Regions from separate parts of the Homo sapiens genome. Here region 2 is linked to region 1. A link is a contact called in ENCODE Hi-C or POLR2A ChIA-PET data. All regions are on one chromosome and are shown on one strand. The core of a region is the stretch at or near the end of the contact, and the rest is flanking DNA. Distances in the headings are between cores, read along the strand shown. Region 1 overlaps LOC112267957 (a long non-coding RNA gene). Region 2 holds the start of NCR2 (natural cytotoxicity triggering receptor 2).

Region 1 (7,377 bases), core at 2,528-5,027:
ATGAAAACAGGAGCTGGGGGAAGAGAGGAAAGAAAAAGTTGACACCCGGAAAGGGCTCCCCCCACCACCCACCACCCGCCACAAGAAACTCCAGAAGGCATCAACTCTTCCTCCCCAGGCTTCTCTGACTGTTCTCTCCAGCAGCTCCAGAAAAATGTCCTGTCTCTCCGCGGGGCTATGGAACTGCGCTGCGTGGTGGTTGTGTTTGAGTGCGAGGACATTTCCCTGTAATGAGGATGAGAATAGTTAACGAGGAGGGTGACACACTGTAGTTAGAGAGCAACAGATCTCTGGGGGGTGCCTGCCCGCCCCGCTGCAGGGACGCCAGCTCCTGGGGACCCTGACAGAAGCTGCAGGAGCCAGTCCAGCAGGCACCAGGCAAATGTCCAACTCTGGCTGCTGTCCCCAGCCCATCCCACTCAGAGGAGAGTGGCTTAGACTGGGGCCTGCGGGCCTTCAGCTCACATCTTGGCCTTGGGTTGTCGGAAAAGGGGACCCTAGGAAGGCGTGAAGGATGCATTTTAAATTACAGCCTCCCGACAATCCCTTTTCCTCCTTCACTTTTCTCCATAGCACTAAATTCCCTGTAATGTACAATATAATTTGCTTATTCATTTTTCTTACATCTGTCCCCCTGACGAAAATGAAATCTTCATGTTTCGTCTCCGGCCATTCCTCCAACAGCGCCTAGCCCAGAGTAGGTGTTCAAGAAAGATTGGCGCATGAACAAATACGTTTGAGCTTTGCTGTGCTGTGTGGACTCTTGGGACCCATCGGGCTAGAGATGGGTTCTTACGTGGCTGAAGTCTGCATCTGTGCGTATGTGTGGTGGGCGGGGAATGTCTGTGAGGTGTGTGTGTGTGTCTGTGTGTGAAATGTGTGTGTGTGAGGTGCGTGTGTATGTGAAGGGTATGTGTGAGTTGTACGACATGTCTGTGAGGTCTGTGTGTGAGGTGTGTGTGTGTGAAGTGTGTGAGGTGTGTACATGTCTGTGATGGGTATGTGCATAAGATGTGTGTGTCTGTGATGTGTGTCTGTGAGACGTGTGTGTGAGGTGTGTGTGTGAAATGTATATGTGTGAGGTATGTGTGTATCCATGAGGTGTGTGTCTGTGAGCCGTGTGTGTGAGGTATGTGTGAGGTGTGTGTCTATAAAGTATGTGTGTCTGTGAGGTATGCGTGTCTGTGAACTGTGTGTGCATCTGTGAGCTGTGTGTCCATGAGGTACGTGTATCCATGAGGTGTGTGTCTATGAGCTGTGTGCGTGAGGTGTGTGTCTATAAAGTGTGTGTGTGTGTATTCATGAGGTGTATGTCTGTGAGCTGTGTGTGAGAGTTGTGCGTCTATAAAGTCTGTGTGTGTGTATCCATGAGGTGTGTGTCTGTGAGCTGTGTGTGTGAGGTGTGTGTCTATAAAGTATGTGTGTGTGTGAGATATGCCTGTGTGTGCATCTGTGAGCTGTGTGTCTATGAGGTACGTGTACCCATGAGGTGTGTGTCTGTGAGCCGTGTGTGTGTCTGTGAGCTGTGTGTATAAGGTGTGTGTCTATAAGGTATGTGTGTCTGTGAGGTGTGTGTATTTCTGTGAAGTGTGCAAGCATCTATATCTGTGAGTTGTATGTATGCAAGTGTGTACGTGTGTGTGTGCTTTCAATCTGGTCGCTGACTCCCTTCACACACTCAGCTGCTGAGTCTCGGGGTTGAGCACACTGGGTGAGTTGGAGTGGGGTGCCGGTGTGCATCTGCCTGCTTGGGCAGGAGTGCCCTGCTTCCAGCTTGAAGATCTCCCACTGATGTCCTCACCCACACCAGGTCTCTGGGACAGACTCCTCCGCCAGGGCCATGCCCACATCAAATCATGCCCATCTTGGTGCCTGGGTCACTGCTTTCCGCAGGAATGGGCAGCACCCTGGTGTGGCATTCCTAACTGGGTTTCCATGCACTCCCAGTGGAAAAACCAAGGCTTGTGGAAAATACTGAGAATGGCCATACTTCGGGTGGTGCCTGCTATGTATCAGAATCGTTCCAAGGGCTTCACAATTCTGACAACTCTGTGGGGCGGGTATCATTGGTACAGATGAGGACACAGCGGCACTGAGGGAAGGAGTAACTTGTCCAAAGTCACACAACTAGTTAGTAAGACATGGACACGGGCACCAGGTTCCCGAAGTCACCTGCAACTCACTCCTTATGCCTCAAGTCCTCCTTTCCCCGCTGCCTGAGGACTTCACCTAGATGAGACAGTGGGGTGGGGCCCCCTTCTTCACCCCAGAACCACCGCCTTCTTTTGCAAGAGAAGGAATGGCAAGAGCATGAAGAAGCTGTCTGCTGAGAGGCTTGCAAGCAGGTTCATTATCCCAGCCTTACAGAGAGCTGTCCCTCCCCTCATGTCAACTCCGCCAGTAGTGGGTACGACTGTGTCCTCCAAAAAGATGCCAAGTCCTAACCTTTGGTACCTATGAATGTGACCTTATTTGGAAATAGGCTCTTTGCAGATGTAATCCAGTTAAGATGAGGTCATACTGGATTGGAGTGGACTCTAAATGCAGTAACTGGTGTTCTTACAACAAGAGGGAAATTTAGCCACAGAGACACATAGGGAAAATGCTATGTGATGATGGGAGCAGAGATTGGGGTGAGGTGTCTTCAAGCCAAGGTTCAGCAAGTATTGCAGCAGTCCAGAAGCCAGGAACAGAGGCATAGTCCCCTCAGAGCCGACAGAAGGGACTGACTTTGCCACATCTTAATCTCAGACTTCTGTCCTCCAGAACTGTGAGACAACTGTGAAAGTTATTAGAATCGAAATACAGTCACTGTCAAACCCTAAGAAAATGGAGCCAGGGGGCCATGAAGAAGGGGCCCTCATCCATACATGTCTATGATGGGAACTATGCAAGGAATTCCTCAGAATCGCAGCATTCCAGATAAGCCACTTGCCCCAGGACACTTGCCTGACAATGGGTGTCTTCACCAAAGAGCTTATGCCAATTCCTATGAGACCCTGTAACCCATGGTCTTTGTTTCAAAACTGCTTACACGATTTCTCCTTTTTGTCTTTAAAAGCTTCCTCCTGGCCCCAACCCCCTTGGACCTACTATGGGCCTATGACCCGTTATAGCACACATATCCCAGATTGCAATCCCCTGCTATTCCCAAATAAACCTTTGTTTTGGAGAGTTGGTCTCCCTGCTGCTCATTTTAGTTGGCACAATACATTTCTGTTGCTTTAAGACACCAAGACTGTGTGCTCCTACAGCAGTCTTAGAAAACGAAAACCTCCCTCCCAGGGCAGAATGGACACACACACACACACACACACACACACACACACACACACACACACACAGTAGACAATGACTTAGACTAACACTCTGACCAGGCCACACAGGCTTGTGCTGAGCAGGTGCCCCCTGGCTCCTATGCAAGGTACTCCCGCTCAGAGTTACCCCAGCCTAGCCGGGCACGCACTTCTCACACATCACCTGACAGCCTTCCCTCCTCTGGGCCCACCAGGAACTCTCAGTGGAAGCTTCCTGAGGACAGAAACTCTCCAAACTCCATCTTCTGGAGCTTCCTCCCTGGACCCTCCTGTTCACTCCCAAGCCCACAGTCTCCTGGTCTGCCTCCCTCTCTCCTCCCTTCCTGTCTCCCTTCCTTCCTTCCTCCCTTCTTTCCTCCCCTCCTTCCTTCCATCTCCCTCTGCCCCTTTTTCTTTCCCCTTGGGTAAACACAGCCCTGCGGCGAGGCCCTGCCATGTTCCCCGAGAGCTGCACATTGCCACCTGTTGCTATGGAGAAGCCTCTTTATCGCAAACACTGGGTAAACAGCTGCTGCTGGGAGCCCCTTTCTGCTGGGCAGGGGTTTATTTGGAGAAAGTCAATAAGGAAAAATAAACATTCCCGGCCCTATGTATATACAGCCTTGGGACCTGCAGTGCTCTGCAGCATCTCAGGCCTGCCAGCTCCCCAGAGGGTCAGGCAGGCTGAGCCCCACCCCTCCCTCTGATCCCAGCATCTTCCAGTTAAAGCAGGAGTGTGGGGGGTAAGGCAGCCACCTCACTCTGGACTCAGCCAGGTCACCCTGCAGGCTGCACCTACCTTGCCCTAGGCTGGGCCCAGGTCAAAGTTTCAAGGCTCAGACTTCCATATTCCCCTTCTATGAAAGGGTGTGCTGAAACAGCTGCCCACCCACCTGCCCAGCCCAGCAGCCCCGCCCGCTGTCTTCTAGGGAAGTCCACTCTGTCTGTGCTCCCACAAGCGCTGGGGGTCCTGGGGAGAACCATGGCCAATTTGGATTGATTAAAATTCTCTCTTCTTTAGCAGCTGAGTTTCAGTTGAATTAAACGTGTTAAGTGTTTAGTAATACAGCAATCCACTCAGTCAGCACAATTATTTAACAACTGTGACTATGTTGAGGAATCATGCTAGGCTATGCTGGCTCCTGTCCTCGTGGTGCTTACAGTCTAGTGGGGAAGAAAGCCAGCCGTAAAGATGCAGTTAATTTAGTATTTACAGGCGTGGGAAGTGCAGCGCAGGAGTACAGGATGCTCTGAGAGTTTATAAGAGCACTTTACATCTCGCTAATATCTATTACATGCATTAGCTCAGTTAATCCTCAGAGCAATCCTGGGCCGGGCATGGTGGCGTGTGACTGTAATCCCAGCTACTCCAGAGGCTGAGGCAGGAGAATCGCTTGAACCCGGGAGGCAGAGAGAGGTTGCAGTGAGCCAAGATCGTGCCATTGCACTCCAGCCTGGGTGACAGAGAGAGACTGTCAAACAAACAAACAAAAAAACAGTAAAAATCAAAATTAAAAAACTTGTATTCCCATTTCACAGATGGGGACATAACTGAAAGTCAATTAGGTACTAAGTGGGAGACTCAGAATTTAAATCCAAGATTGCCCAAGACAAAAGTCCTAGGCTCTAAACCACTGTGCAATTCTGTCAGGTCTGGAACAGAAACACCACAGTCCCTGCCCTCAAGAAGTTCACAAGAAACACCCTAATGAAATGTTTCATGACAGGTGGGGACAAGCAATGGCAGGAGTGGCTACTGAGGGATGCTGTGGTCATTCAGAGGACCTCCGTGTGACACAGAGGGATGGGAGCCAGAGAAAGGGATTGGGTGGAGTGTTGAAGGGAAGGGTTTCCCAGGCTCGGAATGGGTGTCAGCCTGGCTGGGAGTGGGGTTCCGCTGGGGAGCAGGATGACCTGTTTTGGAGAAGGGGGAAGAGGCCTGGCACCTTGCTTCTCACTGCAGACCCCCTATGCCTCTTAGAAACCCACCTCTGTCCATGCCTGCCCTGCTTTGGACAGGGGCCTCATCCTCTCCCCTGAATGCCTACACAGCTTCCTTCCTGGTCTTTCTGCCTCCAGCTTTCCTCAGCTCTAACCCACTCTCAACAGCCCATGGAATCTTCCAGAAACACAAATATAACCATGTCACTGCTCTCCTCTGCCTTTTCCATAGAAAAATGCCACACTGGCCTTGGTCTCATCCTGTTCCTCTTTTCCACCAGCATCTTATGCACCAGGCATATGGAACTCAAGTTTCCCAAATGCATGGGGCCCTTCCATGTCACTGCACTTTGCATTTACTCTGCCCTGTATTTGGAAATCCTTCCTGAAGGGTCTCATTCATTCACAAACACTTAATGAACACCTACTGTGTGCCTGACACTGTTCTGAACCCTGGGAACAAAACAGACAAAAATCCTTGTCCTCATGGAGTTTTATATCATGGTGAGGGATAGAGACTAAAACAAAACAAAGAAGTCACCCCTCATATCCACATCTGCATCGTGGATTCAACCAAACATAGACAGAAAATGTAGTTAAGCTTCCAATGGTTGCACCTGTACTGAACATGTATAGACTTTTTTCTTGTTATTATTCCCTAAACAATACAACAACTATTTACATAGCATTTATATTGTATTAGTTATCATAAGTAATCTAAAGATGATTTAAAGTATATGGGAGGATGTGCACAGGTTATGTAGAAATACTATGCCATTTTATATAGGGGACCTGAGGTGCCTGGATTTTGGTATCAGCGAGGAGTCCTGCCCCATGGATGACTATAATACACAACAGTAGGTGCTACCGAGCGCTATGGCCGAAACTGCAGCACGGAAGGCAGGATGAATAGGGCCTTGAGGCCACTGTGATAATTCTGAGTGAAATGGGGAACCATTAGAGGATGCTAAGCAGAGAATGACATGATCTCTCTTAGGTTTTAGGATAATCCCTCTGGCTATCATGTGTGGATAAACTGAAGGGGGACAGATGGGGGCAAGGAGACTAGCAAGCCACACCCTGCTTGTCCTTCAAAGCTCAAGAATGGGCTGGGCATGGTGACTCACACCTGTAATCCCAGCACTTTGGGAGGCTGAGGCAGGCGGATCACCTGAGGTCAAGAGTTCGAGACCAGCCTGGCCCAACATGGTGAAACCCCATCTTTACTAAAGATACAGAAATTAGCCAGGCATGGTGGAGGGCACCTGTAATCCCAGCTACTCAGGAGGCTGAGGCAAGACAATGGCTTGAACCCGGGAAGGGGAGGTTGCAGTGAGCTGAGATCACGCCATTGCACTCCAGCCTGGGTGACAGAGTGAGATCTGTTTCAAGAAAAAATAAATTCATCTAAAAAAAAGCTCAAGAATGATCCCTTGTCTGAGTGAGGCTGCTCCGTCCTGGTCCCTGGATCACCCTTTGCTTACTTATGGACAGCCCTGGCCACACCCTACCATGACTATCTTCATCTCCTCCCTATCTGCACTGTGATCTCTGTTACCCTGGCCCACTACCTGCCCCAGAGCAAACACTCAAGCCCACTGGGAGAATGCATTAGGAATGACTGTCTATGTGACCTATAGGTCCTCTCTGCATTCCCAAAGCGGTGTCACTTCACTGTGACCTGGAGGGGAAAACAGTACAACTAGCTCATTTGAAAAAAAGGGTAAGTGAGTTCTGGGGAGCATTGATAAAGCTCAGTTTCACTGATCTGAAACAGGTGCCTTAGAGTTCCCACTTCCCCACATCTGTCTCTAGCTCAGTGTCCACCTTCTCCAGCCCCAGCCGCCTGGGAGATTCCTGGGGGTAGCCAGGTATGAGAAGGCACCTCCTCCACTGCTTCCTGTTCTCATTTAGGGTGGTCCCTGCTGGCCTTCAGGCCTGGCATTGCCTCCCACTCTGACTCCCTCCCACAGCCTGCCCATCTCCCCTCCCAGGGCTCTGAGGAGGACAGGAGCCCTGCAGAGCAACGATCCACATATCAGGAGCAAGGGAATTAACATTTCCAGGCTGTAATTATACCTTCTGCTGGTGACACCTAAGGAAGCATCTTTTTATAAAAGCAGGTAAATTGAAGGCTTAT
Region 2 (7,377 bases), core at 1,485-3,984, 120 kb before region 1:
GGATCCTGCTGGAGCTGGGGCAGAGAGCCATTGGGGTCAGAGGTATAAGCAGACTTGTTGGGGTTCAGGGAGAAGACTCCTTGGATCTGCAAAAGGCAAGCCTGGATGAAGAGTAAGGAAGTGCCCATGGAGAATCTCTGAGCCCAGGAGGAGCACCAGGTCAGGAGAGAGGAGGCCTGGGTGCTAGTCCTGGTTTGGCCCTGAAATAGCTGAGTGACTGTGGAAAGGCTACTTGCCTTCTCTGGACCTCATCTCCCTCAGTTGTGAAATCAGCACTGAGAGAAATTCCCTTTTGTCCCTGCTACTTCTGGTTCTATCATGGGGGAAATTTACAGCTACCCCTTCACCCCTGCCCAGCCTAGCTTAGCCCTGTGCTGCGTTTTGGGGATCACCTCCAGACCTCTACGGCTCCCTGCTTTCCCCATTTCTGCATCAGAGGCCAGCCCTCCCTTCCCATGGACCTACCCAGGCTCGGAGCCACTGTTGCAGGCTAGACTGGGCCTTGCTAGAAAAGCAAGTACATGAAGTCTCCAGCTCTCCCAGCTCCTTCTCTGGGTTCCTGTGAGTGTGTGTGACAATGAGTTTGGGAGAGGAGGTTGCTGAGGTTCCCAAGTTCTCTGAGGGACCTTCTCAGAGGGTGGGCAGGGAACCCAGAATCCCCCAGAACCCCAGGCTCTTTGACAGGACTTTGCTGTGCCCTGCTCTGATCGTGCCAAGGGGGAGGCACTATCCCTAGCTCTTCAAGAGACTTCTGAAAGGGCCCCAGATCCCACCACAGCTACCTGCCCCAGTCCCTCCTGCAGAAATTCAACTTGTGACAAGGGCTGTTGTGGGTCCCCAGGGAGCAGGGCCAGTCCCAGCCTGGATGAGGGGCTGCCTAAGCCCAGGCTTCCCTGCCCCCAGGTCCCAGATGCCAGAGGAAGCTGAGCGTGCAGATGGTTCCAGCAGGGGCCTCCCCCTAGGGTGCTCAAGGCCCCAAGTCTATGTGGAGGGTGCCCACCCCACTCACACAGGTGGGGAAGCCACAACACAGAGAGAGGGGCAGATTCCCCGCTTTGAGAGCTCCTGTCCCCTGGGGAGAGACGACACACTCTGACACAGCAGAGAACGATACAGAGCTGGCTGCAGGCTGAAGAGACACACAGCTAGTGGCACATAGCAAGGGGTGCTCTTGTAAGCTACAAGAAGGAGCTGTCACTTAGAGTCAGCAGGGGTCAGAGAAGGGGAAAGTCAGCATGGGAACACAGTTGCTGACACACACACACACACACACACACACACACACACACACACGGTGACGTGCCTCGGTGCCATCTGAGGACAGGGCCGCCTTCCTCCCCCTCGGGAGGATGCCCCCACCCTGATTTGGTATGTAATTATGTTCAGGGAGAAGCTGGGCCCCACTGTCGGCGAGGAAACCCCCTAAAAGCTCACCTCCGCCTGTGTGTGCAATTCAGTGGGAGCCTCTTTCTCACCCCTGGTTTCCTGTCATGTCTGTGGGTCGCATTTCAACCAGACCAGCCGGAAGGCTCCAGACCGAAGTCAGGAGGCCTGTTCTGGTCCTGTGTGACTCTGAGCAGGTGGCTGACCATATCTGGGCCTCAGTTCTCACATCTGTGAAAAAGAGAAGTAATGTCTCCCTCGCGAACCTGCTGAGGGTCTTGAGAAAGTGTGCATGAGAATGCTTTGTAAATAATGCTTGTGTGAGTGAGTGGCGGGCATCGCTCCCTGAGCTGTCTTCTAGCTCTGGAGCTCCAGCCTGCTTTCCCACCTTGGGCCCTTGGGCGCCAACATCTGATAGCCCTACTGTGTCCTCCTTTTGCATACCCCTCTGCCTTTCCCATTCTCAGTCTCTGCATACTCCTACTGTAAGGAGAAGGGCAGTGTACTGAGATGGAGTGGAGAGCAGGAGTCCAGGGGCAGGCAAAGCAGTGGACTTGGAATCGAGTCCACTTGACAAGTTCCAATTCCCGTCTCAGTTATTACCTCTGTTCACAGAGCTCCCGGCAGCAGATCGCCAGTCCAGCAGAGCCCCCAGTGGTGCAACTGCAATTACACACAGTGTCTCTACCAGTCCTAAGATATATTAGCTCGTTCTCTTTGTAAATTGCATCGTATTTTAAAACTGAATCTTCAAAGTGCTGACATTAACTAAAGAAAAATATGCTAGAGTCTTTCATCTGTTTATGTTTTAATTAAACAATATTTCTCCAGGGTCCTTAAGTGGCAGAGGTCCAGGATGCAGAGATGAGGCCAGGTCCTGGTTCCTGGGCTCCCTCTACCCCACCCCACTGATGCATCCCATGCTCCGTGTGCTCTTCCCACCCTCCCCTCCCCGACCTTTGCCAGGGACCCTCCCTAGCCTCCCTTGCTGGTTTTGAATCTCCACCTCCTCTCCCCTCTCCTTTCCCGCACCCACGAAACTCCCAGAGTGGAAGCACATCACTGACCCACCATGGAGGCCTGGGCATGACGTCCCTGGCCATCCTGTGACCAGTGAGGCTTGGGGCTTGTGATCAGGGTTCCAAGTGCCCCTGAGTTTGTCATCCACCCTCAGCCTGCCTTTCCCTGGAAAGGGCGGCAAAGCTAGGGCCCTGCAAAGAAGAGAGGCAGCACACAGAGGGAGCAAGGGGGAAGCAGTCCATAACTCGCCCACAGTTTCCTCCTGGCCTTTTCAGCTCCTCCCTCAGGGGTAGGTCATGGTGGGGAGGGGCAGCTGGGCACAGGGGAGAGCAGGCATCTTCTACAGAGGCCTGGGAAGCTGTGTGCCAGACAGCGCCGAGCCCACCAGACCCAGACTCACCTACAGCTGGAGATCCCCACTTCCCTGTGCCCACAGAATCTGCCCTTTGCAGTCTCCCATCTCCCCAACCCAGGCCTCAGCCTGTCTCATTTTTCTATCAGACGTGCTGGAAGAGCAGCAGAATCAGGCCCAGCTCCCAATTCCCTCTCCCCAGTCTTCTCCAGGTGTCCCCTCCCATGAGCGCACAGGAAAAGGACCACATGGCCTGGCGAGCCCTACACCCACTGCTACTGCTGCTGCTGCTGTTCCCAGGTGAGGGGGAGGAGGAGCCCAGGGAGCAGAGGAGATGGGTGTGGTGGGGACTGTCAGGACAGCAGGGTCAGGGAGCAGGTGGCTCTGTGGCCAGAGGCCTGCTGTGAGGCAGGTTGTGCGCGTGGCCTTGACCTATGCGTTACTTCATCATTCTCCAGGCTCTCAGGCACAATCCAAGGCTCAGGTACTTCAAAGTGTGGCAGGGCAGACGCTAACCGTGAGATGCCAGTACCCGCCCACGGGCAGTCTCTACGAGAAGAAAGGCTGGTGTAAGGAGGCTTCAGCACTTGTGTGCATCAGGTTAGTCACCAGCTCCAAGCCCAGGACGATGGCTTGGACCTCTCGATTCACAATCTGGGACGACCCTGATGCTGGCTTCTTCACTGTCACCATGACTGATCTGAGAGAGGAAGACTCAGGACATTACTGGTGTAGAATCTACCGCCCTTCTGACAACTCTGTCTCTAAGTCCGTCAGATTCTATCTGGTGGTATCTCCAGGTGAGCTCTTTCCCTAGGGTCCTCAGAGGGGTGCCCCTCACCCCCTTTTGGTGCCTCCATCACCCCTGGTTTCCCAATCGTGGAAGCCACCCATGCCCACGCCCCAGTCTCCTGGGAAGGCTGTTGGGAACAGGTGCAGGGGGAACTCATATGTGCACAAGAGCAGCCATCTCACAGTCTGCATGACTCCCAAGCCTGCAGCCTGGGCCTCCTGAGAGATGCTGAAACAGACCCGGTGAGCATGCTGACCAGTCAGCCTATATGACCCTGCTACAGGAGGGCAGGACCACCCGGCATCTTTGGTACATAGTAGGTGCCCAGGAAAGGTGCATCCACTGGCTGCCCCCACCATGTAGAGCCAGTGGTATCTGGGTAGTCTAGATACCAAGATACTATGGGTATCCCTCATAGTCCAGATCGGGGACTAAGAATGAGTGAAAAAAACTAAGAATGAGTGAAAAAAAATCAAAAGAAAAACAATATTTTGTGACATACAGGAAATTCAAATTTCAGTGCCTATAAGTGGAGTTATTTTTTGGAACACAGCCATGCCCACTCAATTACCTATTGTCTGTGGCCCTTTTCATGCTGTGACAGCAAAATTGAGCAGCTGTGACAGAGACCACATGGCTCATCCCTGACCCTTTACAGAAAGTGTGCCAAACTCCTGCTCAGAGCAGAGCTACCCACAGTTCCTGTGGAAGAGGACCTTCTAAAAAAAAATCTGCAATTCACATGAGTAATTTTTTTTGTAAAATACAGTAAAAAAAAATTACTAGAAAAATAAGAAAAAGATATATAAAGTACAAGCCCAACATTTATTAAATTTGACAAACATAAAATTACATTTTAATGAATACAATCAGAACAAATATCACATAGGGAAAAATTTATAAAAACTGTATACATTGTTCATTTGAAAGTGTGCCTAAAGGTGATTGATGTAGTGGCTTAACGGTATACCCATAACGTTTTGTCATTCCTCAGTTAAAACTAAGTACAAAGCTAGAAGGGAAATTGCAGTTCTCCATATTAAATGCCAATATGCACCCTTCAAACAAACACCCTGTCTTTCCGTTTTTAAGGATTATAATGTGACAAATGAGCACTTTTCTTACTTGGTAACTTTCCTAATCTGAGAACTATTTATGACACCACATCACTTAGGAGATAATGTATAAAGAAATTGTGTTGATTTTTTTTAAAATAATACTCACAGTAGAAGCCCAGAAAACTGGTCTCACGGAGGTATAATGTCAGAAATAGAAGAAATTTTAAAGCAATTCCGACAAGCTCAACAGTTTTATATTTAACTTTTACAAAAGGAAGCAAGCGATGCTGTAATTTCAAAATGCATCTTCAATCCTTTATCAGTAGCCAGTTCCAAAACTTTATCCTAAAACTTATAGTTTAAATTATCTTTCGATGGGAAAATATGGATTCTAGATCTATGAATTTCCTCTGCATATATCTTCTTCTGACAAAAAAACGAAATTCAAAACATGCTATCAAATTATTAATGTTTTCCCATGAGCACTTGTGAAGATATGCAATATCAATATTATCACTTATTTTGTTGATAAATGTTATTAAATTAAGAACATGTCATAACAATTCATAGAAATGGTTCTTCTGACTTTTATGTTTGCACTTAGACTTTACTTGCCATTGAAAAACATGTCGCTTTACTTCCTTGCATGGAAATATTAACTTCAGAACTACAGTATAAACAAGTCTGATGGTACAATTCACATTTGTACTAAACTGGCTTCTTGTCTTAATTAGGAATTCTTCCTATAGATGAAACATGCTCAACAAAACTTTAAATTTGGCATGCAACAGTAGCTGTTTATGATCTGTTTCCATATTACCACATAATAAAGAGAATGATTTCAAATTTAATATATTCACCTTATAAAATTCACAATTCTGTCCATGTTGGTCAGCACAACGTTCAGTTAAGCTGCTTTTTTTTCATAGTAAAACTCTCTCAATGAAGGAAGCAGTGCATTAATTTAAAATCTAGCCCAAGACTTCTTAACCTGGATGACATTTTCCTGTCATTGCAACTGCAGCCATCAGAACATACTCTTACATAAAACTTAACCCCAAACCACATTTTGATAATATAACCTTCATAGTTTTATACATTCAGAGCTAGTTGTGTTTGTGACAATTAAGCTAAAAGATACAGAATTCCTTCATATCATTGTGTTCAAATTGCATATACTAAAAGAATAGCTATGTTAGCAATATTTGTACATTTTTTCAAATTGCCATGAAAAATACTTTGCTAGCTTTATTTGTTCTAGGAGATGGTCATCCATCTTGTTATCCAATTCCTGAATATGTTGACCTAAGGCGTCAAGGGAAAATGATATCAAGCTCCCTTCTTTGCTATAAATTACCCAATGTCGTAAAGCAAACGTTGTTCAGTAATGTTTTGGCAATTGTAGATGGATTGTTGGTCTTTGCAGTACAAAATGTTACTTTACAAGAAGCCACAAAGTCTAGAGCTTATATGTGAAGTATGGATTCCTTTCAAGAGCTTTTCAATCCAATACTCTTTTTTCTCCTAAAAACAGTTTGTTGTGAACTTGTGTTTTTCCGTTTTATATGTATATGCCACTTGTTTTTTTGTTTTGTTTTATTTCGTTTTGAGGCGGAGTCTCGCTCTGTCTGGAGTGCAGTGGTGCAATCTCGGCTCACTGCAACCTCCACCTCCAGGGTTCAAGCGATTCTCCTGCCTCAGCCTCCGGTGTAGCTGGGACTACAGGCGCCTGCCACCACACCCGGCTAATTTTTGTATTTTTAGTAGAGATGGGGTTTCACCATATTGGTCAGCCTGGTCTTGAACTCGTGACCTCAGGTGATCCGCCTGACTCGGCCTCCCAAAGTGCTGGGATTACAGGCTTGAGCCACCATGCCCAGACTATGCCACTTGTTTTTGTTGTTGTTGTTATTGTTGTTGTTTTGAGACAGAGTCTCACTCAGTCACCCAGGCTGCAGTGCAGTGGTGTGATCTCGGCTCACTGCAAGCTCCGCCTCCTGGGTTCACACCTTCTCCTGCCTCAGCCTCCCAAGTAGCTGGGACTACAGGTGCCCGCCACCATGCCCGGCTAATTTTTTTATATTTTTACTAGAGATGGGGTTTCACCATGTTAGCCAGGATGGTCTCGATCTCCTGACCTCATGATCCGCCCTCCTCGGCCTCCCAAAGTGCTGGGATTACAGGCGTGAGCCACTGCACCTGACCCAACTCAAGGTCTTCAACCTTAATCACATCTGCAAATTTCCCTTTGCCATGGAAGGCAATGTCCTCACAGGTACCTGGGATTAGGGAGTAGACATTTTGGGGTACCCGTATTCTGCCTACCACAATGAGAGATTCTACTTTCAAACAAAACCAGCACAAACTCTTTGGAATAACTGCAGAAGGAAAAAATTTATTTAGAATCAGTTCTACCATCTTCATCTGGCTTACTGTCACTGCCACATTCAGGAAAGATGTTTTTTTTCAGTGATTTTTGTTTTGCTATCTGTTCATTAGAATGCTAATTAGGTAATCACTATTCTACTCTAACTTAGCTAATCATGTTACACTCTAAATTTTGTTTAAAAAAAGTTTGATTAAAAATTAAAATGATTGTAAAAATAATAAATCATAAAATTATACATCTTTCGAGATGTTTATACACTTTTGGGCTATAGCTAACAACTTTATTTATTTATTTATTTATTTATTTATTGTGAGACAGAGTCTCACTCTGTCACCCAGGCTGGAGTGCGGTGGCGCGATCTCGGCTCACTGCAACCTCCACC

The links. A loop is a pair of places that touch in the nucleus more often than their neighbours do. ChIA-PET counts read pairs that join two places held with the same protein, here RNA polymerase II (POLR2A). Pooled maps may share reads with other maps.
Region 2: a loop to region 1 is called in a pooled map, with 2.8 times the contacts of the local background. The contact joins the promoter of NCR2 here to the enhancer-like site in region 1. A Hi-C loop is called at or near these places in 1 of 168 maps with a recorded cell type or tissue (natural killer cell) and 3 of 50 pooled maps. POLR2A ChIA-PET finds 5 or more read pairs at or near these places in 1 of 52 experiments (GM12878).

What each region holds. Positions count from the first base shown.
Region 1 is chr6:41,453,096-41,460,472 of GRCh38, forward strand. LOC112267957 (a long non-coding RNA gene) reads right to left here. Exons shown (of 3, transcript XR_002956346.2): 3 at 1-225. Among named protein-coding and RNA genes, the nearest start is that of LINC01276, 46 kb to the right of the region's middle. RefSeq lists a silencer at 2,756-3,050 and an enhancer at 3,492-4,279. Within about 2 kb of position 3,778, at least 5 of the 41 ENCODE cell types and tissues checked have a DNase peak (open chromatin) inside an H3K27ac peak, as active enhancers do.
Region 2 is chr6:41,332,874-41,340,250 of GRCh38, forward strand. NCR2 (natural cytotoxicity triggering receptor 2) reads left to right here and starts at 2,735. Exons shown (of 5, transcript NM_004828.4): 1 at 2,735-3,055; 2 at 3,214-3,555. The coding sequence starts at 3,004. RefSeq lists an enhancer at 1,353-1,482.